Linked DNA regions of Homo sapiens: region 2 is linked to region 1. The links are chromatin loops, found by intact Hi-C in ENCODE. Cell type or tissue: Caco-2. All regions are shown on one strand. Each heading gives the region's core, and the rest is flanking DNA. Links, peaks and the distances in the headings are about the cores only.

Region 1 (16,747 bases), core at 5,206-13,205:
GACTAGTCTCAAACTCCTAGGCTCAATTAATCCTCCTGCCTCAGCCTCCCAAAATGCCAGTATTACAGGTGTTAGCCACAGCACCTGTCCTGATCCATCTTGTTATTCTTTAACACAGTACCGTATTCATTTTGTTGCACTGAGGACAATTTGAAATTATGTGTGTCATACTTGTTTATTTACCATCTACCCCACTAGAATATAAATTAAATGAGGGCAGAGTCATATCTACTTTGTTCACTGTTTACCTAGCTTGGGATCTAGCATCTAGCAGGTGCTCAACAAATATTTGATGAATTAATGAAAAAAGGGAAATGTCTTCAGAGTCCATTTAGACTTTCTCTGGCTTCCCATCTCAGTGGCTACTCATTGAGTGGGTCCTGCCTTCAATTAACTTCCTTCTTCTCTTCCTTTCTACACTAACCTCACTGAGGGGAGGAGCCTCAGGGAAGTTACAAGGGTAAGTTTCTAATGTCAAATGCAGGAGAAGGTCTTGGAAACTATTTTAAGTAATTATAAGTATGAATTATGATATGAATTATAAGGCAAGAAACCACATATGCAATATAATAGTACAATATTTAACCCTAATTGTTGGTCTCGCTCATAATTTACCCAGTCAGCCTGTGATGAGAGTTATAATACAAGCTAAAGAGGATATTTTTAAAAAGCAATTTTCAGTTTGTAGGGTTTTTAAAAATTATTAGTATTATTATTATTATTTGAGACAGAGTCTCGCTGTCACCCAGGCTGGAGTGCAGTGGCATAATCTCGGCTCACTGCAAGCTCCACCTCCAGGGTTCAAGCGATTCTTGTGCTTCAGTTTCCTGAGTAGCTGGGATTACAGGTGCACACCACCATGCCCAGCTAATTTTTGTATTTTTAGTAAAGATGAGATTTCACCATATTGGCCAGGCTGGTCTTGAACTCCTGGCCTCAAGTGTTTCAGCCACCTCAGCCTCCCAAAGTGCGGGAATTACAAGCATGAACCATCTTGCCTGGCCTTAAAAGATATTATCTTTATATAGAAATGAGAACAATTTGTATTCCTACAATTCATCTCCTTGGTATTGCTGAAGTCACAGGCACTAATTCCAGGTTGCAGATGTTTAGAAATTGTATTTCTGCCCTCTATAAGAGAATATAAAGCTACTGACTCACTGGTAATTGAACAAGCATTTGCTTTGTTTATTCAGCTGTGGTACTGGTGTGGGTTATTCCTTCAACCACAGTTCTTGAGCTCCTTTCCCAGCCACCAGAAGAAATTGAGTTTTTTTCTTACAAAAAGCTGCAAGTCTTCATTTCATTAACACCACGTTTTAAGCAACTTAGATAATGTTTGAGACACGTACATTGCCAGTTTGTCAAATGTATGCGTGTGTGTGTGTGTGTGTGTGTGTGTGTGTGTTTAATAAATTGCGGCTAATCTTGGGTACAGAATTTCCATTTCCCATCTATTTCTCTAAGGGCTGTCCTAACTATATTTCCCTCTTACTTATGATGTAACTTAAAGTTGAAAGGATATCATTTAAAAATTTCAAAGCATGGGAGTTTTAAAGTTATTATTTTACAGTTGGCAGTTTACACACATTTTGTGATCTAAATAGTGCAATGGCATGAATTAGAATATAAATAGTATAAACCTGTTAGAAATAGGTATAGTTAGAAAACTTTATCATAGTATTGTGCATGTGTATAAAATCAACAGGTTTTGAGCACTTAAATTGTAGCACTTACTCTCCAATATGTTACTACATTTAACTCTGAAACAACTCTGTAAGGTAAGTTATTATTTGCCCCCCATTTTTTGAGATAGGGTCTCACTCTATTACCCAGGCTAGAGTGCAGTGGCACAATCATAGTTCACTACAGCCTTGAATTCCTGGGCTCAAGCAATCCTCCCACCTCAGCCTTCTAAGTAGCTTGGACCACAGGCACGTGCCACCATGCCTGGCTAATTCTTTTATTTTTATATAGAGACAGAGTCTCACTATGTTGCCCAAGCTGGTCACAAACTCCCAACCTCAAGCAATCCTCCCACCCCAGCACCCCAAAGTGCTGGGATTACAGGCATGAGCCACCGTGCCTGGCCCTATTTGCTTTGTACAGAGGAAACCATGTCAAGTGTCCAACAGCTGATACACACATCTAAGATTTGAATCCATTCATGTCTGGGGACACAGGCTATGCTTATGGCATTGTGAGAATTCTACTTAACTTTAACCTAATGTGTTAAAATTTCAATATTCTGGAATACACTATTCTAATTCTTTTTATTTATTTATTTTTTAAGACAGAGAGTGTCACTCTGTTGCCCAGGCTGGAGTGCAATGGCACGATCTCAGCTCACTGCAACCTCCGCCTCCCTGGTTCAAGTGATTCTCCCTGCCTCAGCCTCTGGAGTAGCTGAGATTACAGGCACCCGCCACCACACCCAGCTAATTTTTGTATTTTTAGTAGAGACAGGGTTTTGCCATTTGGCCAGGCTGGTCTCGAACTCCTGACCTAAGGTGATCCACCCATCTCAGCCTCCCAAAGTGTTGGGATTACAGGCGTGAGCCACTGCGCCTGGCCGCTATTCTAATTCTTGAGTTCTGCAATTATACTATCCTGTTTAGCACACATCATAAATTTTCAGCTGAAGTAAATCACTCAGAAGTAACAGGAAAAGGTTACATGTAGGTCTCAGATGTTCCGTTATGCAACGTTGTACATTTGTGAAACTACAACAAGCAGGAAATACTGCAACTAAAGTCTAGTGCAAATTTGGCAGCACAGATAATTACAGTCTAATTTTCTACAATGTAACTTTTTCAAGTATTTTGCAGGAAACAGTTTCCATTTGAAAAGAGATACATGTAGCCACATTTCCCAGTGAGACACATGTAAAGTAGGTGGAATTAATTTTTTTAAGTCTATCTAGAAACAAAGGAAAAGCAGAGGTTTCCTCCCAAACATCCAAACCCAGATGTAGATGAAAAATTTGGGCCGAGAAATTTTTGTATGGGCTGCACAGTGGAGACATAATAGTAGCCAAGGGGGCCGGCTGCGGTGGCTCGTGCCTGTAATCCCAGCACTTTGGGAGGCCAAGGCGGGCGGATCACTTGAGGTCAGGAGTTCGAGATCAGCCTGGCCAACATAGTGAAACCTTGTCTCTAGTAAAACAAAAAATACGAAAAAATTAGCCAGGCATTGTGTCACACACCTGTAGTCCCAGCTACTCAGGAAGCTGAGGCAGGAGAATTGCTTGAACCCAGGAGGTGGAGGTTACAGTGAGCCAAGATCATGCCACTGCACTCCAGTCTGGGTGACAGAGTGAGACCTTGTCTAAAAAAAGAAAAAAAAAATAGTGGCTGAGTCATCAAGGAGGTGAGATGAAGGAGAAAATGAAAGATGAAAAATTCCTAAAACAAAGTTTTAGAACAACTAAAGGAGCAGAATAAAAGTAATCATTTTAATTCAAGATATTATACATAAGAATAACGTGATCTGGACAAAACAAGAGAGAACATGATAGTTGACTCCCCATCACCACTAAATACTCAACTGTTAACCACAGCAATTGCATCCAGGATGAGATGATGGTTACGGTGTCTGAGTGAAGCTACTGTTTTGCTTCTTTCTTTAGTTGCCAAGCAACCTGTTGACCTCAATGTTCTTGTGTTTATACTCAAGTCAATGTGCTTGACGTTTATTTGTTCTGATATAAATAATTGTGTGCCCTAGTAGAGATACAAATCTACAAGGGTTAAAATGCTGTGTGGAATTTAAATATTAACACTTTCCCTTTAGGAACATCTGTTTCTCCCAGTCTTTTTCTCTTTGTGAATATCAATGTTTTATTTACACAGTTAAGACCCTGGTGATGGGAAATATTTTAAGCTAAAGACAGAGTGGGATTCTGGTTTAGGAAGACAGACTCATCCCATACATTTTCTTTCTCACCCTTCCAAAATCCTATTGAAATGAGATAAAATATTTTAAAATTATATTACTTACCTATTGTTGTGTAACAAATTACCCCAGAACTTGAGGGCTTAACACAAGCAACACGTTTTTGAATCTCAGTTTGTGTGGGTCAGAAATGAGGAGGCAAATTAGCTGAAAGTTTCTGTTTTAGGATCACTCACGAGGCGGCAATCAAGATGCTGCTGGGGCTGCTGTCATCCGAAGATTTCACTGTGCTTGGGGATTCACCCTCAAGTTCCCGACACGGCTGCACGGCTGTGGGAGGAGATCTTAGTTCCTCATGGCACTGAACTCTCCACAGAGCTGTTTGGGTGTCCCCTTGACATGACACCTGCTTTCTCCCAGAGGGAGTAATCCCAGGGACAGAAGACAAGGCAGAAGCCACAGGTTTTTTGGGGTTTTTTTTGAGACGGAGTCTTGCTCTGTCACCCAGGCTGGAGTGCAGTGGCGCGATCTCGGCTCACTGCAAGCTCCGCCCCCCGGGTTCACGCGAAGCCACAGGTCTTTTATGAGGTAGCCTCAGAAGCCACATGTCATCATTTCTGCCATCTTGTATTAATCATGCAGACTAACTTGGATCCAGTGTGGGAGATGACTACCTAAGGGATGTGGGCTATCTTGAAGTCTGGCTACCAAAAAGCTAAATCCAAAACAGCATAGTAAAAGGGAAATGGTAGCCATCAGAAGATCTTTTGAATGATAGATATCAAGTGGAATTATAGGATATTAGAAATAAAAATTAGAGTCCTGGATCTAAAAACTTAAGGATGTAATCAAATTAATTCTCAGTGGAAAATGTATAGCCTCAATTTATTATTAGAAAAACCTAAAAGATAGAAAAATATATTATCTAAATATTCAACTGAAGTAATTATAAAAACTTTTACTGGCCAGGTGCAGTGGCTCATACCTATATTCCCAGTGCTTTGGGAGGCCTGGTGGGAGGATGTCTTGAGCCCAAGAGTTCAAAGAGGCAGTGAGCTGTGATCACACCACTGCACTCTAGCCTGGGTGACAGAGCAAGACCCTGTCTATTAAAAAAAAAAAAAAAAAAAATTCGCCCAGACTGGAGTGCACTGGTGCGATTTCGGCTCACTGCAAGCTTCGGCTCACTGCAAGCTCCGCCTCCCAGGTTCATGCCATTCTCCTGCCTCAGCCTCCCAAATAGCTGAGACTACAGGCGCAGGCCACCACACCTGGCTTTTTTTTTTTTTTTTTTGTATTTTTAGTAGAGATGGGGTTTCACTATGTTAGCGAGGATGGTCTCAGTCTCCTGACCTCATGATCCACCTGCCTCGGCCTCCCAAAGTGCTGGGATTACAGGCGTGAGCTACCGCACCCGGCCAGAAAATTCTTATTAACTTCTGCTTCTATCTGAAATCAGAGTTTTAGAAACATCTGTTTCTTTTAAAAAGCCAATAAAATTAGCAATCCTTTAAAAGTCTACTCAAGAACAAAAGAGAAAAGATACAAATAAAAACTAAAACCAGACAGGGGAATACTACTTTAAAATTATAAGAAAGTGCTGGATGTGGCAGCATGCGGCTGTAGTCCTGGGTACTCAGGAGGCTGAGGCGGGAGGATCACTTGAGCCCAGGAGTTCTAGGCTGCAGTGAGCTATGATGGTACCACTGCACTCCAACCTGGGTGACAGAGCAAGACCCTGTCCCTAAAATAAATAAATAAGAAACATGAAAAGAAAGACTGTGTGTATCATTATGTTAATACATTTGAAAGTCTAGGTGAAACCAATTACTTTTCAGAAAAATATGAGTAACCAAGTTGTGGGGGTGCACGTCTGTAATCCCAGCTACTCGGGAGGCTGAGGCAGCAGAATTGCTTGAACCTGGGAGGTGGAGGTTGCAGTGAGCCGTGATGGCACCACTGCACTCCAGCCTGGGTGACAGAGTGAGACTCTGTCTGGAAAAAAAAAAAGAAAAAGAAAAATTCATAACCCTAGAAGTATTTGAAGAAGTAGCAAAACACCACACACACACACACACACACACACACACACACACACACACACACACATCAAAAACTCACAGGAAAGAGCACCACATTCACATCTGGTATAACCTACCAATGTTTTGAGGAAGATTCATTCATTTTACTCAGTAACTATTTATTGAACTCCTTTTATGTTTTAGGAGCTGGGGATACAGCAGTAAGCAAAAAGAAGTTCCTGCCTGCAGAGATTCTTTGTTTTACTGCAGTGAGCAGAGTAACAAAACTTTCTGATTCATTTTTCTTTTTTTTTTTTGAGACGAGGTCTTGCTCTCTCTGTCACCAGGCTGGAGTGCAGTGGCGTGATCTTGGCTCACTGCAACCTCCACCTCCTGGGTTCAAGCGATTCCCATGCCTCAGCTTCCTGAGTAGCTGGGACTACAGCACCACCACGCCTGACTAATTTTTTGTATTTTAGTAGAGATGGAGTTTCACCATGTTGGCCAGGATGGTTTCAATCTCCTGACCTCATGATCCACCAGCCTCGGCCTCCCAAAGTGCTGGGATTCAAATCAACCTAACCCTGAAGCCAAAACAAGACAAGCACAATCTTATATAAATCATGAAGGAAGAAGGAAGGAAGGAAGGGAGAGGTAAGAGAGGAGAAGGAAAAGGAAGGGAAGAGGAAAGAAAAATATAATGGAATTACAGACTAATCTTATTTTTTTTCAAACTCAATTAAGGAATTTATTTTTAAACCACAGCTAACATCATACTTGACCATGAGACTAAATGCTTTCTCCATCAGATTAGACACAAAATATTGTGATATCACAGGTCTGTCTTTAATTCAAAATGAACTATCCAAATAATACTCAGAAACAGTGACAAAAAAAAGGACAACAAATGTAAATGACTCCCATGACACAATGGTGTATGATAAACTTGACGTACTTACAAATTGACACCAGCTCTTCATTAGCAAAGAAAATGGAATAAAGAGTCATGTCAAAGCAGTAGTTTTCCCCATAATAAAGGAAAACGGAATATACATACTGGGTTAGAAATATCCAGAACTTGCCACATAACACCAATAAGAAAATCTCAATTCACAAAGTCTCATTTTTCAATGGCCCATTAATCACAGAACAATTAAACACTGCATAAAAAATAAATTTCAATTCACCTATAGATCCAACACACTTTAAAATGGATAGAGAAAATCTTTTTAACTGTATTAGGATAAAAACACTTCCTATTAAGCCTCAGGTACCATGGCTTAAAGAGTACATACAGAATTCTCAACACAATGTTTCCTTGCAAAAGAAGTAGAAATCCAGCTGAGCAGGGTGGCTCAGTCACGCCTGTAATCCCAGCCCTTTGAGAGGCCAAGGTGGGCGGATCACCTGAGATCAGGAGTTCGAGACCAGCCTGGCCAACTTGGCGAAACCCCATCTCTACTAACAATACAAAAATCAGCCAGGCGTGGTGGCAGGCACCTGTAGTCTCAGCTACTTGGAGGCCAAGGCAGGAGAATAGCTTGAACCCAGGAGGCAGAGGTTGCAATGAGCCAAGATTGCTCCACTGCTCTCCAGCCTGGGCAATAGAGCAAGACTCCATCTCAAAAAAAAAAAAAAAAAAATAGAAATCCATCTTCCAGAAATCCTCTTTAAGAATGAGCCACTGATAAACACCATATATTGATAACTTTGTATCATAATTCATTTGTGGAGTTTTTAGCCTTTTACAATAATTAATTTACATCAGGTTTTCCAAATTACTTACATTTGCAGGATTTCTTTCCAGTGGGAGTTTTCACATGATTTTTAAAGTAAATATTAAAATGGAAAACTTTCCTGTATTTTCCATATTACTAAGGTTTCCACCCAGCATTCATTCTTCTATTTTATAATGTCCATCTCCAGCGTGCATTGCGGTGTGTCTTTGAATGGAGATGACAGCAAGGAAAGCATCCCCACATTCTGTATATTCATAGGATTTTTCTCCAGAGCCCTTTCCCATGTTGGAAAGCAACTGAGAACATTAAATGCTTTACCATATGTTTTACATTTAGGGGGGTTTCTCCAGTGTGAGTCCTTTTATGATTTTGAATGGAACCAGGACATCTGAAGCCTTTACTACACTTTTTATATTCTTTGAATTGTTTTCCAGGGTGGGTCTTTTCATGTCTTTAAAGAAAACTGGGAAAATTGAATGCATTCTGTACATCCACAGGATTTCTCTCCTGTATAAATGAGGTTCTTTCTTTCTTTTTTCTTTTCTTTCTTTTTTTTTTTTTTTTTTTGAGGCAGAGTCTTGCTATGTTGGCCAGGCTGGAGTGCAGTGATGTGATCACAGCTCACTGCTCACTGTCACCTCCATCTCTCAGCTTCAAGCAATCCTCCTGCCTCAGTTTTCTGAGTACTTGAAACTACCAGCACATACCACCCGACCCAGTTAATTTTTTTTCTTTTTTCTTTTTTGATACAAGGTCTTGTTATGTTGCCCAGGCTGGTCTCAAACTGCTGGACTCAGATGATCCTCCTGCCTCAGTCTTTCAAAGTACTGGCTGCACTGGGCAAAATGAGTTCTTTCCTGTAGTCAAAGGTAATTTTAAAAACTGAAGACTTGCCCACATTGTTTACAGTCATAGGGTTTTTGTTTAGCGTGAGTCCTTTCATGTCTTCCAAGGGAACTGCACGACCCAAAGGTCCTACCACACCTTCTACATTCATAGGATTTTCCTCCAGTATGAGTTTTTTCATGTCTTCAAAAGGAACTGAGATAATTAAAGGTTCTGCCCCATGTATTACATTCGTAGGGTTTCTCTCCAATATGAGTTCTTTCATGTGCTTGAAGGGACGTGGGACATCTAAAGACTTCACCACATTTTTTACATTCATGAAGGTTTCCTGCACTATGCATTTTTTTGTGTCTTCAAAGGAAACTGGAACAATTGCGTCTTTTCCCACATTCCTTACATTCATGAGATTTCTCGAGAACATGAGCTCTGATTTCATATGTCCAAAGGTAAGTTGAAGAAATGAATGCTTTACCACAGTGTTTGCATTGGTAAGGGTTTTCTCCAGTGTAAGTTCTAACATGTATTTGAAAGGAACTAGGGCCAGGCGCATTAGCTCACACCTTTTAATCCCAGCACTTTGGGAGGCCAAGGCAGGTGGATCACGTGAGGTCAGGAGTTCAAGACCAGCCTGGCCTGGTTTCACCTGATGAAACCCCATCTCTATTAAAAATGCAAAAATCAGCCAGATGTGGTGGTGCACGCCTGTAATCCCAGCTACTCGGGAGGCTGAGGCAGGATAATTGCTTGAACCCAGGAGGCAGAGGTTACAGTGAGCTGAGATCGCGCCACTGCACTCCAGCTTGGGTGACAGAGTGAGGCTCCATCTCAAAAAATAAATTTAATTTAATTAAAAATTAAAATGAAAGGAACTGGAACAATCAAATGTTTTTCCACAGTGTTTACATTCACAGCATTTTTCTCCAGTGTGAATGTTTTCATGTATTTGAAAGTAAATGAAAACAGTGAAGGCTCTCACAATTTCTCTACATTTATAGAACCTCTTTCCAGTGTGAGTTCATTGTGAAATAAATACTGAAATTAAGGGCTTTGCCTCATAGCTTGCATTTATAACATCCCTTTCTAGTGCATATTACCATGAGTCTTGGACCACTTCTGGGAGAAATGGAGGCTCTCCCACATTGTTTATGTTTATGGGGCTTTTCACCATATTCCCCACCACACTCATATTGTTTGTGTCCAGAGTGAGCTCATGTGCCTATGAAGGAATGAATGATGTACAAAGACTATTCCACACACACTGCCTTGCATGGTTTTACTCCAGTACGAATTTTCTTGTTCAGATGACAATCTGCTTTCTGGCTGCGGGTTTCTCCACATTGACTCCTTCTTTACATCCACAGAGTCTCTCCACCATATTATTTCGTAGCTTTCTCCCAAGATTTTGGGACAGATTTTCAATGTCCTGGCTTTCCATTTGATTCCTACAGACACCAGATTCCTGAAGGCTTCCAGCATTGCATTTCTGTAGAGATTCTTCCAGGAAGGTCCCAGCAAAGCCCACTCCTCCTGGGTGAAGTTCACAGCCACATTCTCAAAGCCTACTGAGTCCATTTCCAGCTTCCTGGTGTCCTGGCATCCTCTCTACGATTCAGGCAGCCACAGCAGGTCCCATGCAACAGAAGCTGCAGTATCAGGACCACCAGTGGCCTCCCAGAGGAATTGAAATCCCCTAATCTTATTTACAATCTTAAATGCAAAAGTCATAAATAAGTTATTAGAAAATTGAATCCTACAGTACATAATATATTATGATTAAAAAGTTCTATCCAGGAATCAAATAATAGTCCAAATTTTAAATGAATTAATTTTTTAAATGAATTTATGTAACTGTGAAACAACATTAATAAACTAAAAGAAAAAATTATATAACCAACTCAAAAGTGCTAAAGAAGGATTTAATAAAATTCAACATTTTATTCAAATTAAGTAAGTTAAAACTTTAGTAGCTCATAGTAGACATTTTTTAAAACTCTGCCCAGCACTCATTCACTCTTTTGTTGGGTTTTTAGGGAACCACCATGAGGTACACTGTATTTTGGGGGTCCCAACGAACCATACCTCCCATGCTCACACCTTTGTGTATTTCTCTCTCACATTTACTCTGAACTTGGCCATGTGACCAGTTTGGGCCAAATTAATTTTTAAAAAACTTTTATTTTAGGTTCAGGGGTAATTGTACAGGTTTGTTTTATAGATAAACTCACGTCACGAAAGATTGTTGTACAAATTATTTCATGACCCAGGTACTAAGACTAGTACTCAATAAGTATTTTTTCTGATCCTCTCCCCCTCGCACCCTTCACCCTCAAGTAGGCCCCCACATCTGTTGTTTCCCTCGCTGTATCCATGTGTTCTCATCATTTAGCTCCTACTTACAAATGAGAACATGTGGTTATTTGTTTCTGTTTCTGGGTTAGTTTGCTAAGGATAACGGCCTGCAGCTCCATCCATATTCCTGCAAAGGATATGATCTTGTTCTTTTTTATGGCTGCATAGTATTCCATGGTGTACATGTGCCACATTTTCTTATCCAGTCTATCATTGAGGAGCATTTGTGTTGATTCCATTTCTTTGCTATTGTGAATAGTGCTGCAATGAACATGCACGTGCATGTGTCTTTATGATAGAATGATTTATATTCCTTTGGGTATAGACCCAGTAATGGGATTGCTGGGTCAAACGGTAGTTCTGTCTTCAGCCCTTTTAGGGATTGCCACACTGCTTTTCACAATGGTTGAACGAATTTATGCTCCCAAAACAGTATATAAGTGTTCCCTTTTCTCACAACCTTGCCAGCATCTGTCATTTTTTGACTTTTAATAACAGCCATTCTGACTGGTGTGAGATGGTACCTCATTGTGGTTTTGATTTGTATTTCTGTAATAATCAGTGACTTTCTTTCATATGCTTGTTGGCTGCATGTATATCTTCTTTTGAAAAGTGTTCATGCCTTTGCTCACTTTTTAATGAGGTGATTTGTTTTTTTCCTGTAAGTTTGTTTAAGTTCCAATGTAGATGCTGGATATTAGGCCTTTGTCAGATACAGTCTGCAAAAATTTTCTCCCATTCTGTAGGTTGTCTGTTCACTCTGTTGATAGTTTATTTTGCTGCGCAGAAGATCTTTAGTTTAATTAGATCCCATTTGTCAATTGTTGCTTTTCTTGCATTACTTTTGGTGTCTTCATCATGAAATATTTGCCCTTTCCTATGTCCAGAATGGTATTGCCTATGTTGTCTTCCAGGGTTTTTATAGTTTGGGGTTTTACATTTAAGTCTTTTATCCATCTTGAGTTGATGTTTGTATGTGGTGTAAAGAAGGGGGCTGGTTTCAATCTTCTGCATATGGATAGCCAGTTATCCCAGCACCATTTATTGAATAGGGAGTTCTTTCCCTATCGCTTATTTTGTCAGCTTTGTTGAAGATCAGATGGTTATATGTGTTTGGTCTTATTCCTGGGCTCTCTATTCTGTTCCATTGGTCTATGTGTCTGTTTTTGTACCAGAACCATGCTGTTCTGGTTAATGTAGCCCTGTAGTATAGTTTGAAGTCAGGTAGCATGATGCCTGCTTTGTTCTTTTGCTTAGGATTGACTTGGCTATTTGGGCTCTTTTTTGGTTCCATATGAATTTTAAAATCATTTTTTCCACTTCTGTGAAAAATGTCATTAGTAATTTGATAGGAATAGCAGGCAGTATGATCATTTTAACAATATTGAGTCTTCCTAACCATAAGCATGAAATGTTTTTCCATTTGTGTCGTCTCTGATTTCTTTGAGTAGTGTTTCATAATTCTCATCGTAGAGATCTTTCACCTTCCTGGTTAGCTATATTCCTGGTATTTTCTTCTTTTTGTGGCAATTGCGAATGGGATTGGGTTCCTGATTAGGCTCTTGGCTTGGCTGTTGTTGGTGTATGGGAATGCCAGTGATTTCTGTATATTAATTTTGTATTCTGAAATTTTGTTGAAGTTGCTTAAAAGCTCAGGGAGCTTTTGATAAGACTATGGGGTTTTCTAGATATAGAATCATGTAGCCTGCAAAGAGGGATAGTTTCACTTCCCTCTCTTTCTTTTTGGATGCCCTTTATTTCTTTCTCCCATCTGTTTGCTCTAGCCAGGACTTCTAACACTATGTTGAATAGGAGTGATAAAGCAGGGCATCCTTGCCTTGTGCCTGTTTTCAAGGGGAATGCTTCCAGTTTTTGCCCACTAAATATGATCGTGGCTGTAGGTTTGTCATAGATGGCTCTTATTATTTTGAGGTATGTTCCTTCAATACCTAGTTTGTTGAGAGTTTTTAACATGAAGGGATGTTGAATTTTGTCCAAAGCCTTTTCTGCATCTATTAAGTTAATTATGTGGTTTTCATCTTTAGTTCTGTTTATGTGATGAATCATGTTTATTGATTTGCATATGTTGAACCAGCCTTGCATACCAGGGATAAATCCTACTTGATCATGTTAGATTAGCTTTCTGGTGTGCTGCTGGATTCTATTTGTTAGTATTTTGTTGAGAATTTTTGTATCAATGTTCATCAAGGATATTGGCCTGAAGTTTATGTTTTTTGTTGTGTCTCTGCCAGGTTTTGGTATCAGGATGATGCTGGTTCATAGAATGAGTTGAGGAGCAGTCCCTCCTCCTCACAAATTGATATTATTAAATGTTGCAAAGCAGAGGCTTCATAAGCATTTGCATATTGGTGATTGTTCTCTAAGAATGCCCATTCTTGGAACCTAGCTGACATATTCTGAGGAAGTCCAAGCAGTCACATGGGAGAGATCCACATCAAAGAAAAATGAGGGTTTCAGCTGACAGCCCCATTTAAGACCCAGGTAGAGACCAACTGTCAGCCATGGGAGTGAAGCAATTCTGGACCTTCCAACCACCAAGTCTAGCTCCCCAGCCAATACCATGTGACACAGAAGATCTACAATCTACAAATCATGAACAACAACAAATGATTGTTTTAAGCCACGAAATGTGGTGGTAGTTTGATATAACATGGCAGAGAACTGAAACACTTTCAACATAAACATTGTCACAAAAAATGTAGAAGTTGTCAGCAAATAAATGTTGCAACATAAACATATGACCCAACCATAGTTCAGGTTGGGTCAGCGGTATTCCAGCCGATTAAAAGAAGGGTTGGCAAACATTTTCTATAGCGAACACAAGATAGTAAATAGTTTAAGCTTTTTGATCTCTGTTCCATATGATCTCTGTTCAACTACTCAGCCTGCCATTATAGCACAAAAGAAGTTATAGACAAAACACAATTGAATTGTATGGTGCTTTCCAATAAAACTTTATTTACAAAAACAGGCAGCAAACTGGATTTGACCAAGGGGCTATAGCTACCAACGCTTCATTAAGTGTATCACATTACTTGGCTGTAGGGTTTGGTTTATACAAACCCACTGTGGAAGCGAGAGGAAGAACAGAATCCTGTGTGAGTTATAGATTGTGGTATAAGCCAATAATAGTGTCATTAGCTAAGAAAGGAATGCTGAAAACGGAGTAGACTTGGAGGCAGGGCTCAGAATTAAGAGTATGATTTTGGCTTCATTAAGGTTGAGATGTCTCTGAGATATCCAAATGGATATAGGAGTATGTATTTGAACACTCTAGAAAGAAGTTTGGCAAACATAAATGTAGAAGTTGTCAGCAAATAAACTGTACTTGAAGCCATCGAACTGGGTAGAAAAGAGGGCTGAGGACTAAGCTCAAGCTCACCAGGACTTTCCACATACAGAGACAAAAATGAGGAAGAGAAGTAAGTGATATAGTTTGCATGTCTGTCCCCTCCAAATCTCATGCTGAAATGTAATCCCCAGTGCTGGGGGTGGGGTCTGGTGGGGGGTGATCGGGTCACATGGCAGATCTTTCAGGAATGGCTTAGCACCATCTCCTTGGTGATGAGTGGGTTCTCGCTCAGTTCACACAAGATCTGGTTGTTTAAAAGAGTCTAGGACCTCCTTCTTCTCTCTCTCTTACTCCCTCTCTTGCTCCTACTCTTGCCATGTGATGCACCCATTCTCGCTTTGCCTTTCGCCATGAGTAAATGCTTCCTGAGGCCTCCCCAGAAGCAGAGCAGATGCCAGCACCGTGCCTGCACAGCCTGCAGAACTATGAGCATATTAAACCTCTTTTCTTTATAAATTACCCAGGAGCTGGTATTTCTTCATAGCAGCACAAGAACAGACCAACACAGCAAGTAAAGAAAACTAAAAAGGAGTGGCCAATGAAGAGGGAATAAGGCCAAAAGAGCATGATGCCCCAGATGCCAAGCAGAGAGAGGGATTGAAGGAAAGATGGTCAAGTGGATAATAATAGGTAATGCTCTGAGATGAGGACAGTGAATTACCAAGTGGATTTGGCACAATAGAGGTCTCTGATAACTTCAACTTGAGGAGTTTTAGTGGTGTGGGGTGGGTACAGGGAACAAAAGCACATATGGCATAAGAGTGGCATAAATTGACATAAGAGTAATGATGGGCTAGGGAGTAGAAACAAGGAGTATAGGCATGTTTTTTCAGGGAGCCACAAGAGGTGTTTTGTTTAAGTGTGATGTTGTGCCAAGTGTTGCTAGGTCTCTGGAATCCATATGTTCATACAATTTGGAAGGAAAATAAAGAATTGTAGAAAATGGAAGAATTTTTTTTAATAGGAAATTTTCCTAGAACCAGCAGCAGAAGTTTCCTATTAGTATGTAGGAAGGAAAGTATTCAAATGAAATTCCAGAACTCTCACTAATATCTACCAGAAATCCAGAACAACATCATTTTTAATAACAAAATAGAAACATTAAAATTAGGATCAAATCAAGAATGTCGAGAAACACTGCTGTTATTCCACATTGTATTAGAGCCCTAGCCGATGCAGTAGATGCAAAAAATAAGATAAGATGTAATATTTGAAAGAGAGACTTTCATTATTTATATGCTGTAAAATCAGTGGTATGATGATATATGATAAACAACTGGTTCTGAGTGTAGTTTCCAGTATGAATGTTGGTTGATGGTTTTATTTATATATGAACAACTTAAAATTAAAATGGAACAACTTGAAATTAAAGTGAAACAACTTGCCTGAACTTCACTTGTTGGTCAATGATATGAGCAACTTCTTGGTTAAATTGAAAAATCGTTTTTGAATACTTCAAGAGTATTTATTTCCTCAATTTTTTGTGTTTTTCACAATGTAATGACTACAGGTATGACACATTCACAAGTTTAATCTCTGTGTTGTCTGTTTTGTGTCATCCTAACAAAATATCTGAGACTGGGTAATTTATAAAGAAAAGAGATTTGGCCAGGTGTGGTAACCCACACCTATAGTCCCAGCACTTTGAGAGGCCAAGACAGGTGGATTGCCTGAGCCTCAGAGTTCAAGACCAGCCTGGGCAACATATTGAAACCCAGTCTGTACAAAAAAAATTTACAAAAAATTAGCTGGATGTGGTGGCACACACCTGCAGTTCCAGCTACTTGGGAGGCTGAGGTGGGAGGATCGCTTGAACCCAGGAGGTGGAGGTTGCAGTGAGCCAAGATCATGCCACTGCACTCCAGCCTGGGGAACAGAAGAAAGAAAGGAAAGAAAGGAAAGGAAAGGAAAGGAAAGGAAAGGAAAGGAAAGGAAAGGAAAGGAAAGGAAAGGAAAGGACAGGAAAGGGAGAAAGAAAGAGGAAGGAATGAAGGAAGGAAGGAAGGAGAAAGAAAGGGAAAAGAAGAAAGAAAAAAAGAAAGAAAGAGAGAAAAAAAGAAAGGAAAGAAAGAAAGAAAGAGAAAAGAGAAAGAAAGAAAGAGGAGAAAAGAGGTTTATTTAGCTCACACAGTTCTGCAGGCTGGGAAGTTCAAGGGCATGGCCTTGGTTTCTGGCAAGGTCTTTTGTACTGCATCATAACGTGGTAGAGAACATCAAAGGGGAAGTGGACATGTGTGAAGAGAGACAAAAATCTGAAACACATCCTGGCTTTATAACAACCCACTCTCTTGGGAACTACTCTGTTCCCTCGAGAACTAATCCAGTCTCATTGGAGTGAGGACTCATTCAATACTGTGAGAATGGCACCAAAACATTAATGAGGGACCCATCCCCTGACCCCCAGCACCACCACATTGGGGATTAAACTTCACCATGAGTTTTGGTGGGAACAAACACAAACCATGTCCAAACCATAGAAATTTCCATTATTAACATTTTCTCCATTACATTATTAAGTCTAGACA
Region 2 (16,747 bases), core at 3,450-11,449, 55 kb before region 1:
AAAGAATAATGGTACCCTAAACAGAAAAGGAATCCATGAAAAAGTGGACGTATTTTTCCATTTTTGATCTTTTGAGTGACATGAAGAGCTATCCACGTGAAATTGTCCAACAGGCTGCCAGGGCAATGAGACCAAAGCTTGGTTAGAAGAACAGGGCCAGATTAATATTATAAATAACAATTTTATATCCATGCATATTTCTTAAACCAAAGAGAATATTGTTTTAATATAGAAAACTAACACTGTTACCAAAAAAAGAAAAATAAAGCTTTTAATAGCATAACACTTTCCCACACAATAACAAGTTCCCAAAGTGGCCCTAGCAACAGCACTCCTATGTATGTTAGTACAAGTCAAAAACTCCCTGCCACCTACTCAAGTCCTTTGCAAACGATTCCATACCCACTGCATTATCTTCGCAGCATCTTTTTGGAACACAAAATATTGAGACAGCCTGCTAAATTGCATATGGAAGTTTCCACCAAACATCAGACTTTCGACTTACTGGTGGTATCCATTTTTAAATTCCTAATCAATTTAAGGCATACAAACAAAGATTTTTAGGAAATGTTAGAGGTACTGATGGATTTACATGAGCAACCAGGTACTTACAGAAAACACCTGAAGACACCACAAAAAACTAAAATGTCATCTGGTCTCTATATCATCATGGCTAGATATTATCAAAATGATAGATTTTTAAAAGCAAGTAACAGAATGAAACACACAGTGTATCATTTATGTTAATGAACATGTAACACTGTATAGGTCCTTAAGGAAATATTCATATATAGTAAAAGTAAATTTAGAAAAAGATAAAAGGATATATACAAATTCATATTAACTACTTCTGAGAAGAGAGGGAAATAAAACTGGAAAGGGGAACAAAGTATATTTCAAACGTTATCCGTAACATTTCATTTATTCCATTTTTTTTAATCTGAAAAAAAAAAAACACCAAAATGTTAATGGAGGTAAAGGTCATTTATTGCGTTCTCTTTGCCATTCATTATTTCTGAAATGTTACCCAAATTAAAAAAAGAAGGAAAGAAAAGGATCCATATCTCTTGCCTAATGAAGATATCACATGAAACATATCTGACATATTCTGCCTGAATAACTCCAGGGTGAACAGGGTGAAGCAAGCAGTCAATCTCTATTTTGGACTCAACGTATTTCTTGAAATAGAAATGGCATAATTAGCAGATCTAAATGCTGGTTTGATCTCCCAGAGTGAATCTACAGGGTGGGCCTGAGCTACGGGCAAGTTCTCCAGTGGCAGCAACTAGGCAAGGGCACTAAGGCTCAGTATCTCCTAAGGAAGCTAAGAGGAAGATTCAGAAGGACGAAGCTACTAAAAGTTCTCCCAAATAAATCCATGCCTTCCTTCCTAACCCTTAATTCTCCCTGTTCCCTTTCCAAGTCCTTCCTCAAGTCACCGATAGAGACGTTCTGCAGGTTAGTGGATCTTTTTCCTTCTAAGAGGTGAATCTCTGATTGGTCTTTCGGGTTTGTCATTGGCTCACTACAGAAATGCACAGCATGCTCTTTAAGAATTTCGGACAGGCGCAGTGGCTCATGCCTGTAATCCCATCACTTTGGGAGGCCGAGGCGGGTGGATCACCTGAGGTCAGGATGGCGAAACCCCATCTCTACTAAAATACAAAAATTAGCTGGGCATGGTGGCACATGCCTATAATCCCAGCAACTCAGGAGGCCGAGGCAGTAGAATCACTTGAACCCAGGATGTGGAGGTTGCAGTGAGCTGAGATTGCGTCACTGCACTCCAACCTGGGTGACAGAGCGAGACGCTGTCTCAAAAAAAAAAAAAAAGAACTCCATGCATTCTTTCAATATCACTTATTCCGCACAGGCATCAGGGATGTAAGTTTAAGGACGGAATTCCTACCTTCAAAGACACGTCTATTAATTTTTCTTCCACTCAATTTCTTAGTCTTAAAATGTTCCCACCATCAAACACAAGAAAAATCAAGTCTAAACTGTGGCTGAATGATCCCTTAGAATTATTATGACTGTCATGAGCCAAGGTAAGAACTTGATGTGTGAGATGAGGCTATCTGAATGGGGCAACCACTTAGGAAGGTCTCTGCCTCCCTAATGTGCCCAAGCCACCACTGGTAAACCAGGACAATGAGCCATTACAGAGAACAAGGATGAATGCATGCTCATTCATATTTGACTACACTTCTTACCAGCCAGGAATTCAGTTCAGCAACTGCCAAGACTGCTATACCTAACAGGACAAAAATAAAGGGAACATTACTGTGTACCTGCTCTAGATTTGTTTTAGGAACAATACGATATAAAGAAGTTATACAGTCGTTCCTCTGTATATGTGGGCGAAAAGTCTCCCGATACCAAAACCTACTGATTCTCAAGCCCCTGATATAAAATAACCCAGTGTTTGCAAATAACCTGTGCATATCCTCCTGCACACTTTAAATCATCTCTAGATTACTTACAATACCTAATACAATGCAAATGCTATGTAAATAGTTGTTATATTGTTTGGGGAATCATGACAGAAAAAAAGCCTGGACATATTCAGTACAGAAAGAACCATTCATTTTTTTGTTAGTATTTTTTATCTGCAGTTGGTTGAATTCCCTGATGCAGAACCCATGCATACAGGGGCCTGACGGTATAGTGATGTCATATGCAGTCCAAATTTCAGGAACAGAATTCCTTTTAACAGGGCTTAGGCATAAAAAAAATGGTGTGATTTCTAGTACTCTTGACTCCAGATTAATAAATAGCAACAGAGTAATAAAGTTTCCCAGAATCTAGACTCCTAAAGGCAGGCTAGGGCGCAGCCTAGAGGAGGTGCAACAGCCAAGACCCTGATCATCTCAGACCCTGGGAAAGCGCAGGCCAGACAAAGGTCACATGCGACCTCCACATAACAGGGTCAAAACTGTCCCATGAGAGACAAATGGGCATGTGCCTGGCAAAGCAATACAGGGTGCCAATTTAGACAAAAAGAGAAAGAAAAATGCATGCCTTGTACACATTCCTGTGTCTGACTAGAGTGGAGGGTATGTAAAAGAAAAACAAGAGTAATGGAAAATACCATATACAGGCCTCAATATGACAGGCTTTGAAAGGCAAACTGAGTAATTTAGACTCAGTGTGGTAGAGTAGATCCAAAGAATAAATGGTCATTTCTTCTTTTTTTTTCTTTCTTTTTTTTGAGACAGGGTCTCACTCTGTCACCGGGGCTGGAATGCAGTGGTGCAATCTCTGCTCACTGCAACCTCTGCCTCCCAGGTTCAAGCAATTCTCCTGCCTCAGACCCCCAAGTAGCTGGGATTACCAGCGCACGCCACTACACCTGGCAAATTTTTGTATTTTTTGTATTTTTAGTAGAGATGGAGTTTTGCCACATTGGCCAGGCTGGTCTCAAACTCCTGATCTCAAGTGATCCACCCACCTCGGCCTCCCAAAGTGCTGGGATTACAGGCGTGAGCCACTGCACCAGGCCTAATGGTCATTTCTAAAAAGGAAGATGACTTCTGTACCAACATTCTGTACACACAATGAAGTGGTAATGAGTATCTGCTCAAAGAAGGTAGCAGCAGTAACTCAGAGAGACAAATGACAACATGAGATTCTATGAGTAGGAAGAGATGACAATATCAGGTTATTGACCAGATAGCAGAGACAGAAAAAATAAAAACAGCTTTTTTAGGGTATTTACCAACAATACTGTTAATTAATAATAGCAATTAGCATTTACTGACCTTTGGTATGTGCCAGGCACTGCACTAAATACTTCTAATGTGTTATCGGATTTAATTCTCACTACCAACTTTTGTGGTAGGTACTCTAATTAGCCTGTTTCAGTTAAGAAAATGGAGGTTTGGAGAGAATAAATAACTTGTCTAAATTCATAAAACCAGCAATAAGCAGGGCTGGAATTTAGAAGCCAACATGTCTAGTTTTACGGTCCACATTCTTAACCATTAGGACGTATGGCCCTAACGTTTTCAGTTGCATGCCGAGGGCAGTGTACACCAATTAAGCAAGGAAGACAGCTGTGGAAACCAGCGTTGCAGGACACTGGAAGGCTACAAGCAGAGTCATCGTTAAGAAGAACACCCACCTTTCTTTCTCTTCACAATGAGGCTTTTGGCCTTGGAGAAGCTAAATTTTGTTCAAAGCCTAGGAGAACCTGCTGTTTATGAACATTCCTGTAAAAGGAAGTGCACAGGTGGTTCCTGTTAGTTCCATTGGCACTGTGATGTAATCTCTGACATTATCACAGACAGCTGTGTGCCTCACAGGGCACCAAGGGGCCAGAGAAAACTACACCTCAGTATATTGTCTCTTTTCCAGCAAATGTGGCTGCCCGCTTCCAGGGCAGTTCAGCAACCTTGGCTGATAAAATAGGAACCTGAGCCTCATCTACAGTGGATCTGGGAATGTTCTCTTCCTATCAATTTGTGTACCACTTAAAAATGCTTACAGCTGGCTTTGGAGGAAGAGCGGTTAAAATCAAACGTACTCACTCTGAGACATTCAAATATCCAGGATATAGCCACTGAGCAACTGCAAATTTGCTACAGCAAATTAGGGCTCAGGTGGATTCACTGAACTGGAGCTCATTAAAGCCACAGGCAGTTTAGAAGCCACTCAGACAGAAATGAGAGCTGAAACCAAGACAATGGGCAAACGCACAATTGGGGCGGTGGGGGTGAGTAAGTGGGAAAAGGACTGAAGACACTCCCACAATTAAAGGACAGGAGCGTAAAGAAAAACAGTGGCAGAAACCAAGAAGAAACCAGAAATGGAGGAACTAAGCTCCCCATCTCCAGTCATCAAATCTTCTCCCTTACACTGTTCGGATCTGTGTTACTCCTCAGTTCAACCCCTCGCTATTGCCTGCTTGTTCTGTGTCGGTGACCTCCTCCCAACCTGACCCCCACAACAACAACATAGTGAATTAACTGAACTCCATATATGATTATGACATGACTGGAAAGTTCTATAGCCTGTGTCTCAACCTGAGGTACGGTGTGTGGATAGGGGTAGGCATTAAAAAAAGATACCTTTTTCTGGTGTGTCAGTTGCGCACAGTGGAAAGTAACTTTTAATCTTTTACATGAAACATAAAATTTCATAACAATGTCATGCCTGCAGTGGGCTACTTTTCAATGTGACCCAGTCTTCTCCTGGGAAGAGGTGCACGTTGGTGGAGTAACTTAAGGCACTGGCCAAAATAGGTGAAACTTGTGCTTATCCAAATTATGTGAAGGAGCCAAAGAAAGAAAGATTAAAGATCCATAAAGGGGAGGAAATTTCCAATATGAATTCAAATCCTACAGTTCTTACACACTGGTCTCTGATGTATAGGAGAATGGGTAACCTGGGTTTGAATCCTGGCTCTACCAGTTCCTAGTTATATGACCCCAAAGGCAAATTACCTAACTTCTCCCTGACTCCATTTTTCTACTTGTAAATGTAAATGGAATACTCAAAGAGCTGAATTAAGCATGGACATCTAGGGAGGGTTTGCATAACACAGCACCTGGCATACTGTAAAGAACCAAGAAATGACCGCTCTTAATCTGTAAACACCAAGTTCATACCACTCTATTAAAACATTCCAAAGCTTTTGTTTTTTGTGAGACAGAGTCTCACTCTTCCACTCAGGCTGGAGTGCAGTGGCGCAATCTCAGCTCACTGCAGCCTCTGCCTCCTGGGTTCAAGCTATTCTCCTGCCTCAGCCTCCCAAGTAGCTGGGATTACAGGCGCCCGCCACCACGCCCAGCTAATTTTTGTATTTTTAGTAGAGACGAGGTTTCTCCATGTTGGCCAGGCTGGTCTCAAACTCCTGACCTCAAGTGATTCACCCACCTCGGCCTCCCAAAATGCTGGGATTACAGGGGTGAGCCGTCACGCCCAGCCCCCAAAGCTTTTTTTCCATCCAAAATTGTTATTAGACAGGAAAATGTCTATTTTGATAAGCAGACTTGCCATATCATACACAGCCTGTCCCAAAGGATACTTTTAGCTCCATATGCAAAAATAAGACTAAATTTAAATACCCAGTTTCAGACCCATCTGGAAATTAGAAGCACCCAGGATAACAGAAGCCAAGTCAAAATCACTTTAGTTATCATTTATTAAGTGTAAGACACTGAACTGAAAACAACTGAAATCATTTATTAAGTGTAAGACACTGAACTGAAAACAACTGAACAGATCTTGGTGGTGAGATTAATAGTTGGTATGAACACCAATGATTAAGTAAAGTACTTTACTGAGGATACCACTCTGAAATGCACATGAAAGGAAGCACACAGGAAAAACCAGTGTCACCAAGATCCCTGCTGATCAAGGACAGCTGTTAACTGGTTCCCAGGAGGGGTACACAAATGTACACAGACATTTATATAATCTTCTGTTGTCTAGGCACCAAGTCTTGTGTATTCAGTAATCACTCAAATCATGAGAAGGAATTCAGGGAGGGAGCAGCAGCTTAAAAACAGGTCTGGCCTGAAGCAGGAGGACCTGTTTCAAGTCACAGGCAGCATTAGCAGGAAGAAGCCAGTGAAGTCTGCAGCTGAAGACTGAAGAAAGTTGCCTTCCCTTCCTTTCTCCTCTCACCCTAATTCCAATAGGACCTCTTCAGTCTCATCTGACTGCCCCCTCTACATAATAGGTTTCACTGACTGCTTCCATTTTTTCCGAAGAAAACTTTATCTTATTGTCTATCAGACATTTCTCAAAATTATGAATTTTAAAGTGGGGGGAATATTGGAGTAAATAGAACTTTTGTTTGCATTCCACCCATGGAATGATTGTAACAAATCAATGTAACAAGAACAGAGGTCAACTTTTCACTTACTCTATTATGAACCTTGAAGGCAAGGATGCTTTATACATTTTTGAATCTGATCTCAGAATACAATATAAGATACATAAAAGGATAATGACATGCAATGAATACATCATTCTAAAGACAAGAACAAGTGTTTTAATTTTTTTATTCCCATTTAACAGCCCCAAGATGTCTCAGCCATTATTTTTTTATTTCAAGTGAATTAAGCTACTTTCAGAATAGAACAAAATGACTTTTCTATTAATAGTTTCCTTTAGATTTGCTTCTAAAAACCAGACAATTTAGCTTGGTGTTTCCAACAAAAATGCTGTAGAGACCAATTTAATTTACACAACCTGAACAGTCCTGTTCTAAGGGACTAATCTAAGAGACCAGCTCATAATATTGAAAACTGATGTTAAAAACAAAAACAAAAAAGAATCAGGCATTTAACCTACCTTTTCTTTTTTTGAGATGAAGTTTCGCTCTTGTTGCCCAGGCTGGAGTGCAATGGCGCAATCTTGGCTCACTGCAACCTCCACCTCCTGGGTTAAAATGATTCTCCTGCCTCAGCCTCCCCAGTAACTGGGATTACAGGCAACACGCCACCACACCCAGCTAATTTTGTATTTTTAGTAGAGACGGGGTTTCTCTGTGTTGGTCAGGCTGGTCTCCAACTCCCGGCCTAAGATGATCCGTCCACCTCGGCCTCCCAAAGTGCTAGGATTACAGGTGTGAGCCACTGTGCCCAGCCAACCTACCTTTTCTGTACTAACTAGATCTCAAAGAGTTGATGAGGGGAAGTTTCTCTTCATAAAAATATTCTAATAACTAAAACAGGAAAACAATAAAAATATCACCATTTTGCAAACCCTTGATAAAATAATGGATCTAGGCAATGGTTATCAATGGTCATGAACACTACAAAAAGTGAGACAACCAATATTACCTGACTGGGGTGAGAAGTACAGGCCACCACCTACGAAGTAGTTTTGCCAAAAAAAATAGAAACTGAATCAAATCAAGATCTGATTACTATTTACAGGCATTAAAAGAACAAAAGAACATGTTAAACCATTCATTAAACAAAAAGCATTACAACAGGTGGTAGCCTGTTTTTTTTTTTATTTAATTATGATAACCAAACAAGTACTTTTTGATAAATGAACATAACTTTCTTCATGTTCTCTTTGTGATTATCTTCATCTTAAAAGATGAGGAAAGTCTATCAAGTACAAGCATGTTTATGGATGTGCTTATTTATTGTGTAAGACAACAAAATGTACAACTTTGTACAGGTCAGGAGTTGCCTATCTCAAAAATATTTTCTTTCGCCCGGGATGGTGGCTCATGCCTGTAATCCCAGTACTTTGGGAGGCCGAGGTGGGCGGATCACAAGGTCAGGAGTTCGAGACCATTTTGCCTAACACAGTGAAACCTCGTCTCTACTAAAAATACAGAAAAAATTAGCCAGGCATGGTGGTGGTCGCCTGTGGTCCCAGCTACTCAGGAGGCTGAGGCAGGAGAATGGCGTGAACCCGGGAGGCAGAGCTTGCAGTGAGCCGAGATCACGCCACTGTACTCCAGCCTGGGCAACAGAGCGAGACTCCACCTCAAAAAAAAATAATAATAAAAAATAAAAAAATAAAAATTTCTTTCCTAGCGTTACTAAACTTCCTTTCACTTGGAAAACTACAGCACAGCTGAGCCAAGAAGTAACTGGTCCCTGCTTCTAAAATGACAGCTTTAGGAGTAATAAGCAAAGAAGAAGCTGGATGCAGTTGAGCAACCTCAGAGGAGACAGATCACTGTGAGGAGCCCACTTTCAACTGAACTGGCACCAGCTGTTCTCAAAGTGCTCCAAGACACCCTGGGGGTCCTCAGGCACCTTTCAGGACGTCCATGACATCAAAATTATCATTATAATAATGCAAACAGGTCATTCACAACTTTCATAGGCTGACAGGAAGCACTGATGATCAAAGCAAGGGTGTATAAAATTGCTGGCCCCTTAGCACAAATCAAGACAGTGGCACCACCAGTATAGGTCCTCATGACCACTGCGAACTCACAGTGGGAAAAAAAAAGGACGGTTTCATATAAAAATATCCTTGATGAAACAGTGAACATTAGCAATTGCATGAAATCTCAACCCCTGAGTATGTGCCCTTTTGACCTTTTTAATATTCTTTGTGCTGAAATAGGAAAGTTCACATGAAGGAGCTGTGCGGCATACTGAAGTATGGAGGTTGCCTGAAGGAAAAGAATTTATGCCAACCGTTTGATCAACAAGCTGAACTAGCAGTTTTTGTTTATAGAATATCATTTTTACATGAAATAAAAACTAAAAGTATTAGTATTTAAAGTTGGGTATTTGGCACACACTTTCTCAAACGCAAAATTAGCCTGTTGCTTCAAAAAAAAATAATAACTGACCTATTTGTTGCCAATGATAAAAGTCAAGCCTTCAAACAAAAATTAGATACTTGGAAAAATTGTATCTGCCACCAAGAGTGTGACAGCTTTCCCAATATGCAGACGGTTAATAAGACGGTATTGTGTCCTTAAAAATTTGTAGAGGGTAGATCTCATGTTAAGTGTTTTTAATACACAAAATAAAAATAAAACACAAAGACACAAGGAAACTTTGGAGGTGATGGACACGTTTATCACCTGGATTGTGGAGATGGTAAATGTAATATAAAGTTTATTTGCAATGTGGAATATGGAGCCATATGAGTGAATGTTTCTCACTTTGTGGTATTTAAATCCATTGGTCTTTCTTTCATTTTGGATCTTTCTTATTCATGCATGATTTGGAAAATACTGGCTCATGGAAATAAATGTTAGCACATTTTATAATGCCAAATACAGGAGTGTATACATTTGTCCAAACTCAACAAATTCTATACATTGATTATATGCAGGTTTTTGTATACCAATTATATCTCAATAAAGCTGGAGGGGAAGAAGACTTTTCAAGAGATGACCGCTGATTTCAACAAATGTAATTTTTTTCTAATGGTATTATAAAATGTGCTAACATTTAATTCCATGAATCAGTATTTCCCAAATGATACATGAGTAAGAAAGATCCAAAATGAAAGACAGGTCAATGGATTTTAATGCAACAAAGTAAGAAAAGTTTACTGATATGGTTTCAGATTCCACACCGCAAATAAGCTTTAAGAAATGGCCACTTGCAGAGTTTGATGTAGCATCAAAGGGAATATCCACAATTATCAGAAAAGACTATTAAAACACGCCTCCATTTCCAACTACAGATGTGCCTGAGGTTGGATTTTCTTCACATATTCCAACCAAACAACAAATCACAACAGATTGAATGCAGAAGCAGTTATGAGAATCCAGCTGCTTCTACGAAACCAGACGTTATAGAGAACCGCAAAAATGTAAACCACCACCACTCTTTCCCTAAACTATCTTTGTAAAGGTATTTTTCATACAGAAGTATTATTTATGTTCATATACAAAAGGGTTATTATGTTTTGATTTTTAGTTTTTATGAGACAGGGTTTCGCTCTGTCACTCAGGCTGGAGTGCAGTGGTGTGATCATGGTACACTGCAGCCTCAACCTCCTGGGCTCAAGCAATCCTCCTGCCTCAGCCTCCCAAGTAGCTAGGACCACAAGTGCACACTACCATATCCTGTTAATTTTTTAAATTTTTTGTAGAGACAAAGTCTCACTATGTTGCCCAGGCTTGTCTCGAACTCCTGGCCTCAAGTGATCGTCCCACCTCGGCCTCCCAAAGTGCTGGGATTGCAGGAATGAGCCACCACACCCAGCCAGGTTATTATGTTTTATTGAATTCATAAATACTCTAAAATTTCCCACTTATATTTCTAATATGGTAAACATTGATAGATATAACTCATGTAAAGCAAAGGTCTTTGAGGTCCTTAATAATTGTTAAGAGCGTGAAGCGGTACTGAAACAAGTCTGAAAACTGCAGCTCCAAGGATATGGAGCTGAGGTCAAGGCTGTGCTTGTTCAAGTGAGCCTTCAGGAATTACCTTATTCTTTGAGTTCCTGTTTGAACAAACGCTAAAAGTTGGAAGCTCAGCAGAGCCCAATGTCTGGCCTAGAGCACCAAGAACCACCAGCCACAGCCATCCTGAGAAAGGGCCTTATGAGCAGAATATTTTGTATTAGGCTCGGGTGTGAGGTTAGAAGACCTCGGGTGGGGGAAGTCAGCAGCACTTTTTCCTTCTTAGCTCAGCACATACCTCTTTCTTGAGATTCTGGTCTCAAAAATAGCTAACCAGGCCAGGCATGGTGGCTCACACCTGTAATCCCAGCACTTTGGGAGGCCGAGGTGGGCGGATCATTTGAGGTCAGGAGTTCGAGACCAGCCTGGCCAAAATGGTGAAACCTCGTCTCTACTGAAAATACAAAAAATTAGCCAGGTGTGGTGACACACACTTGTAGTCTCAGCTACTCAGGAGGCTGAGGCAGGAGACTCGCTTGAACCCAGGAGGCGGAGGTTGCAGTGAGCCAAGACCATGCCACTGTACTCCAGCCTGGGCAACAGAGCCAGACTCCATCTCAAAAAAAAAAAAAAGCTAACCATATCAGTCCAGACTAGCAGACTAGTGGATTAAGGAAGCTGAGATGAACTGTTTCCCGTGCGCTTCCTCCTCTGGTTAACTCAAGAAATATCAAAACAGCCATCCCAACCAACAGAAATCTCTGCCTTTTTAACAGACTGGTAAATTCTTCAGGACCAGACTTAACACAAAAGTCACTTAAATCTTAAGAACTGGGGCAAGAAGTGCAGTCTCAGCTCTCCAATATTTTTTTGCGTGTTTAAGAGATGTGTGGCCAAGAGCTCACAAATACAGTGTCTAAGGTGAGTGGGCCACTATGGAGACTTTGCCCTTGAATCTGCGTGAAACGGCAAGGTTCTGAGCAAATGAGTGACAGGATCCACCCGAACCCACTCTGGGCTTTGGGTGGAGAAATGGAGAAAAGGTTTTAGGGGCAGGGGCAAGAGCAGAGAAGTCACTACAGTAAGCCACATGACAGATAATGATTTACTTCTTCCCAAAAAGGCCGAAACATTGATTTTATTTTTTTCCTCTTTGAGACAGAGTCTCATGCTGTCACCCAGGCTGGAGTACAGTGGTATAATCTCGGCTCACTGCAACCTCCGCCTCCCTGGCTCAAGCAATGCTCCCATCTTAGCCACCCAAGTAGCTGGGACCATAGGCATGTGCCACCACGTCCAGCTAATTTTTGTATTTTTTGTAGAGATGGGGTTTCACTATGTTGCCCAGGTTGGTCTCAAACTCCTGAGTTCAGGCCATCCATCTGCCTCGACCTCCCAAGGTGTTGGGATTACAGGCGTGTGCCACTGAGCCCAGCCAAACCATTGATTTCTAATGCTATTACGCTACTATTGATACATACAGTACATAAAGATCTTCTATTAGTTTCTCTTGGAGCAATAACAAAATAAAAGTATGCCTTGTATTGATGCCCTATATCCTTTACTAAGTGGCCCCACTCACGAATTACAGTCTTTTTACTTTCCTTTTTTTTTTTTTTTTTTTAACATAGAGAGTATTTCCAGCATATACTAAACTGGAGGAAAGAGTATAATACTACAAGGAAACTTCTTGAACTTCTTACCTACCTTCAATTTATGGCCAGTCTTACTTTATCTGCAACTGCCCCACCTCCCCATCCCAGCTTATTATAAAGTCATTTTTAATCAGATTTTGTTTTGTTTTGTTGAGATAAGAGATTCGCTTTTGTTGCGCAGGCTGGAGTGCAATGGCACAATCTCGACTCACTGAAACCTCTGCCTCCCAGGTTCAAGCGATTCTCCTGTCTCGGCCTCCCGAGTAGCTGGGATTACAGGCGCATGCCACCACAACCAGTTAACTTTTGTATTTTTAGTACAGATGGGGTTTCATCACATTGGTCAGACTGGTCTCGAACGCCTGACCTCAGGTGATCCACCCACCTCAGCCTCCCAAAGTGCTGGGATTACAGGCATGAGCCACCACGCCCGGCCCCAATCAGTTTTCTTATTAAACAAAAAGGATTTTAGGAAAACAGACTAACACGTGAAAGAAGTAACTCACCTAGAATCTTAATGCCCATTACTGATATGAATTGAACTGTTTTTATTTGAACATTCACACTCATACAGATATGAATTAACAGTACATGGACAATATAGAGTTGTACATGAAAATTAACTTATTCTCTTGTTACAAAATTAGGATTATCCTGATGACACGATTTTGTAAACTTTTGCCACCATATATTAACAATGTCCATGGAGAAGAAGAATAAATGCCTACTGCTGCACAGTTTAGGATGTTTCTAGTATTTCAGGATATTAGAATATTATCATGAACAGCTACATATATAAATTTAGTGAACATCTACTAACATGTACTAGCAAATGCCAAACATGCAATAATGTAAAGAAAAATGGACTCCCAGGTAACGCAAAATACAGCAACTGCTATAACCACTGATGCTGGCAAGACCAGGAAAAGTAGCTCCTTTGGATAGGATGACAGCTAGAAACATTAACTAGGGATTAAGACTGATATTGGCAGGGTACGGTGGCTCACGCCTGTAATCCCAGCACTTTGGGAGGCTGAGGCGGGTGGATCACTTGAGGCCAGGAGATTAAGACCAGCCTGGACAACATGGCAAACGCCGTCTATACTAAAAATAGAAAAATTAGCCAGGTGTGGTAGCACATGCCTGTAATCCCAGCTGCCTGGGAGTCTGAGGCACGAGAATCCCTTGAACCCAGTGGGGCAGAGGTTGCAGTGAGCCAAAGATCGCACCACTGCACTCCAGCCTGGGCGACAGAGACAGAGAGAGACACTGTCTCAAAAAAAAAAATTAAATAAAGACAGTAATACTGATGATCCTGACCCTGTGTAGGCCTAGGCTAAAGTGTGTGTTTGTGTCTTAGTTTTACATTTTAAAAAATTTTTTTAATAAAAGAAAATATATTTGTACACTATAAAATGTGCTTGTGTTTGAAGCTGTGTTATTACAAAAGAGTCAAAAGTTAAAAACCATTTATAAGTTTATCAGGCAAAAAAGTTAAGCTAAGCTTTGTTTATTACTGAAGAAAAAACACTTTTTAAATGAACATAGTGTAGCCTAGACATAGTGCTTATAACGTCTACAGTAGTGAGTGTACAGTCATGCCCTAGGCCTTCACATTCACTCACCACCCACTCACTGACTCACCCAGAGCAACTTCCAGTCCAGACACATGTAACGTGTCCCATGCAGGTGGACCATGTTTAATCTTTTTTACCATATTTTTACTATACTTTTTCTATGTTTACAGATGTTTAGATATACAAATACCATTATGTTCCAGTTGCCTACAGTATTCAGGACAGTAACCTGCTGCACAGGTTTGTAGCCTAGGAGCAACGGGCTATACCATATAACCTAGGTGTGTAGTAGGCTGTGTTATCTACATTTGTGTAAGTGCAGTCTGCGATGTTCACACAATGACGAAATCACCTAATGACACATTTCTCAGAACATATCCCTGTTAAGTGATGCATAGTTGTCGATATATGTAGGATTCCCCTACACCAGGGGAAATAAACAATAGAAAATACAACAGAAGAAAAAATGGCATTCACAGTAGAAACAGAAGCTGAACTAGGGTCTCTTACTGTAACAAAGAAGACAAGATCATTACGGAAAAAAAAAAAAAATCTGACCTCCATTGAATAAAACATTAATACCACTGATAAGTGGTTTCCACTCGGGATATAGATCAGTGTCACCAGAGGAGATTTTAAAAAATACAATTGCTAGACTCCACTCTCTAGAGATTATAATTCAGTTCATCTGTGGTCAATGGGACATATTTTTTTAAAAGCTACCTAGCAAATTCTAATATAAAGCCATGGTTGAAAACTACCAGTTTAAATATGTTTTTAAAATAACACAGGAGGGAGTCATTCTTCTAGATATCAAAATATATAAACAAGTTGTAGCAATAAAAATAAAAGCAAAATCCACTGTGAAATTAGAACAGAAACAGACAAATTGATCAGAACAGAGCAGGGAGCCTAAAAAGGTGAGAGAGAGAGAATGTGTGTGTCTGTGTCTCTGTGTGCATATATACGAGTGTGTGGATCTTGACATATGATACAGGTAGCATCACAAACCACTAGGTTATTTAGTAAATGAGATTTGGGAAAATTCGTTTGCCATAGAAGAAAATACAGAAACATAACTTTGTTAACTAGGAATGGAGAAATATTTCCTACACAAGACCCAGAAGGTTAAAAAAAAAAAAAAAAGGTTGGATCATAACAAAATTAAAGATTCCGTTTAATGAAAGATTTCAAAGAAAAAATCTGACAGGTGAAAAACAAAAGATGCGTATACCATTTAAAATCCAACGAGAGACTGAAAAAAGAAGAAAACTGCTATAAATTAGGGCAGAAAAATGGGAAACAGATATGAAAAGCTAACAGAAAAAGAGGCAAAGGATATATAAATGGCGAACTCAACCGAGGAAAAACACACACAGTATACGATAGGATATTCCACTGCATTAGTAATCAGATAGCTGCAAATAAGAACAATAACATATCACTTTGTGCTGGATTGCTCCATCTGTTGCATCAGATTGGAAAAAATTATAAGGTCAGAAAATGCCACATGCCAGCAAGAATGCAGGGAGCAACAGCTGGTGAAAGTGTCAATGAGATAACAATCTGGTCGTACTTAAGGGAATTATGCATATGCCAGAGAGAGGGTCCCCTGGGGGCAAGGAAGAACATGAATGGGGATAGGTGATGAAGGGGAAAGATACAATAAAATAAGGTGGGAGACTCTACACGGACCAATCATGACAGTGTGCCATGAAGTGAGTGCTAACTCCAGTCCGAGCCCCTGAGCTGGGGAGGGAGCGGAGCGGGGCAGCTCCGCGTCACAGGTCCCTTCACCCAACCAGCAGGTATTCAGTCTCTACATACCAGGAACTGCATCCCATCCTAGCGACCGAGTAGCAAAAGATCAAGCCCTTACCCTCATAGGGTTTATGTCCTAGTGAAGGAAACAATAAAAAGGAAACAAATAAGATAATGATAAGAGAGTGTTAACAGCTAACAAGTAAGACAGTGATAGTGACAGAAAGTGATGGAAAGAGGGTTTCACTAATGAAAGGATAGCCAGAGGTGAGATCCCGCAGGTCTGCAGAAAGAAAATGAACCAGGCATTCAGCAAGCCGAGAGATGAGATCCCAAAGAATTGCGTTCAAGGGCTGGGCGTGGTGGCTCACGCCTGTAATACCAGCACTTTGGGAGGCCGAGGCGGGCGGATCATGAGATCAGGAGATCCAGACAATCCTGGCTAACACAGTGAAACCCTGTCTCTACTAAAAATACAAAAAAATTAGCCGGGTGCCTGTAGTCCAGTTTAAATATGTTTTAAACTGGAGGCTGAGGCAGGAGAATGGCGTGAAGCCGGGAGGTGGAACCTGCAGTGAGCTGAGATCACACCACTGCACTCCAGCCTGGGGGACAGAGCAAGACTCCGTCTCGAGAAGAACTGCGTTCAAGGTCATCAAATACAAAGTTGTCATAGTACAGGCGACAGTGTGTTCTAAAGATGACTTTCAGGTACTTCCTGTCATTCAGCTCCCAGAAGCAACCTTCAAAATACCTGTTATATAAAATGTAAACTATAAGGGTTATTGTGAGAGTCCAACATACGGTGATTAAAGAATGCAAACTTTTTGAAGGGGAAGAGGGAGGAGGCAGCATCGATATGAATGTGCTATGCCTCTAAAAAATGTTTCTGGAAAATTACTAGGATCCACAAACTTTTCCTTCACTCCTTAAAAAGTAATTGAGTAATCATATTTTTT

The links. Hi-C counts contacts between places; a loop is a spot of excess contacts. Peaks named below come from ENCODE experiments on the same cell type or tissue, not always from the same donor. Only the 100,000 strongest peaks of a DNase experiment are listed, where the experiment ranks them.
Region 2: a loop joins it to region 1, with 2.8 times the contacts of the local background. A loop is called at or near these places in 4 of 110 quality-filtered maps.

The regions. Positions count from the first base shown.
Region 1 is chr10:28,330,871-28,347,617 of GRCh38, forward strand. It overlaps a transcript of MPP7 not described here and the pseudogene ZNF101P1. Among named protein-coding and RNA genes, the nearest start is that of MPP7-DT, 36 kb to the left of the region's middle. RefSeq lists a silencer at 3,475-3,524 and enhancers at 4,170-4,289, 4,560-4,609. In Caco-2, for the core only: no CTCF peak of the experiment used is centred there; DNase peaks (open chromatin) are centred at 8,621 and 9,061.
Region 2 is chr10:28,277,887-28,294,633 of GRCh38, forward strand. The region is part of intron 1 of MPP7 (MAGUK p55 scaffold protein 7); the gene reads right to left. MIR8086 (microRNA 8086) reads right to left here and starts at 11,464; the gene lies at 11,372-11,464. In Caco-2, for the core only: no CTCF peak of the experiment used is centred there; a DNase peak (open chromatin) is centred at 6,505.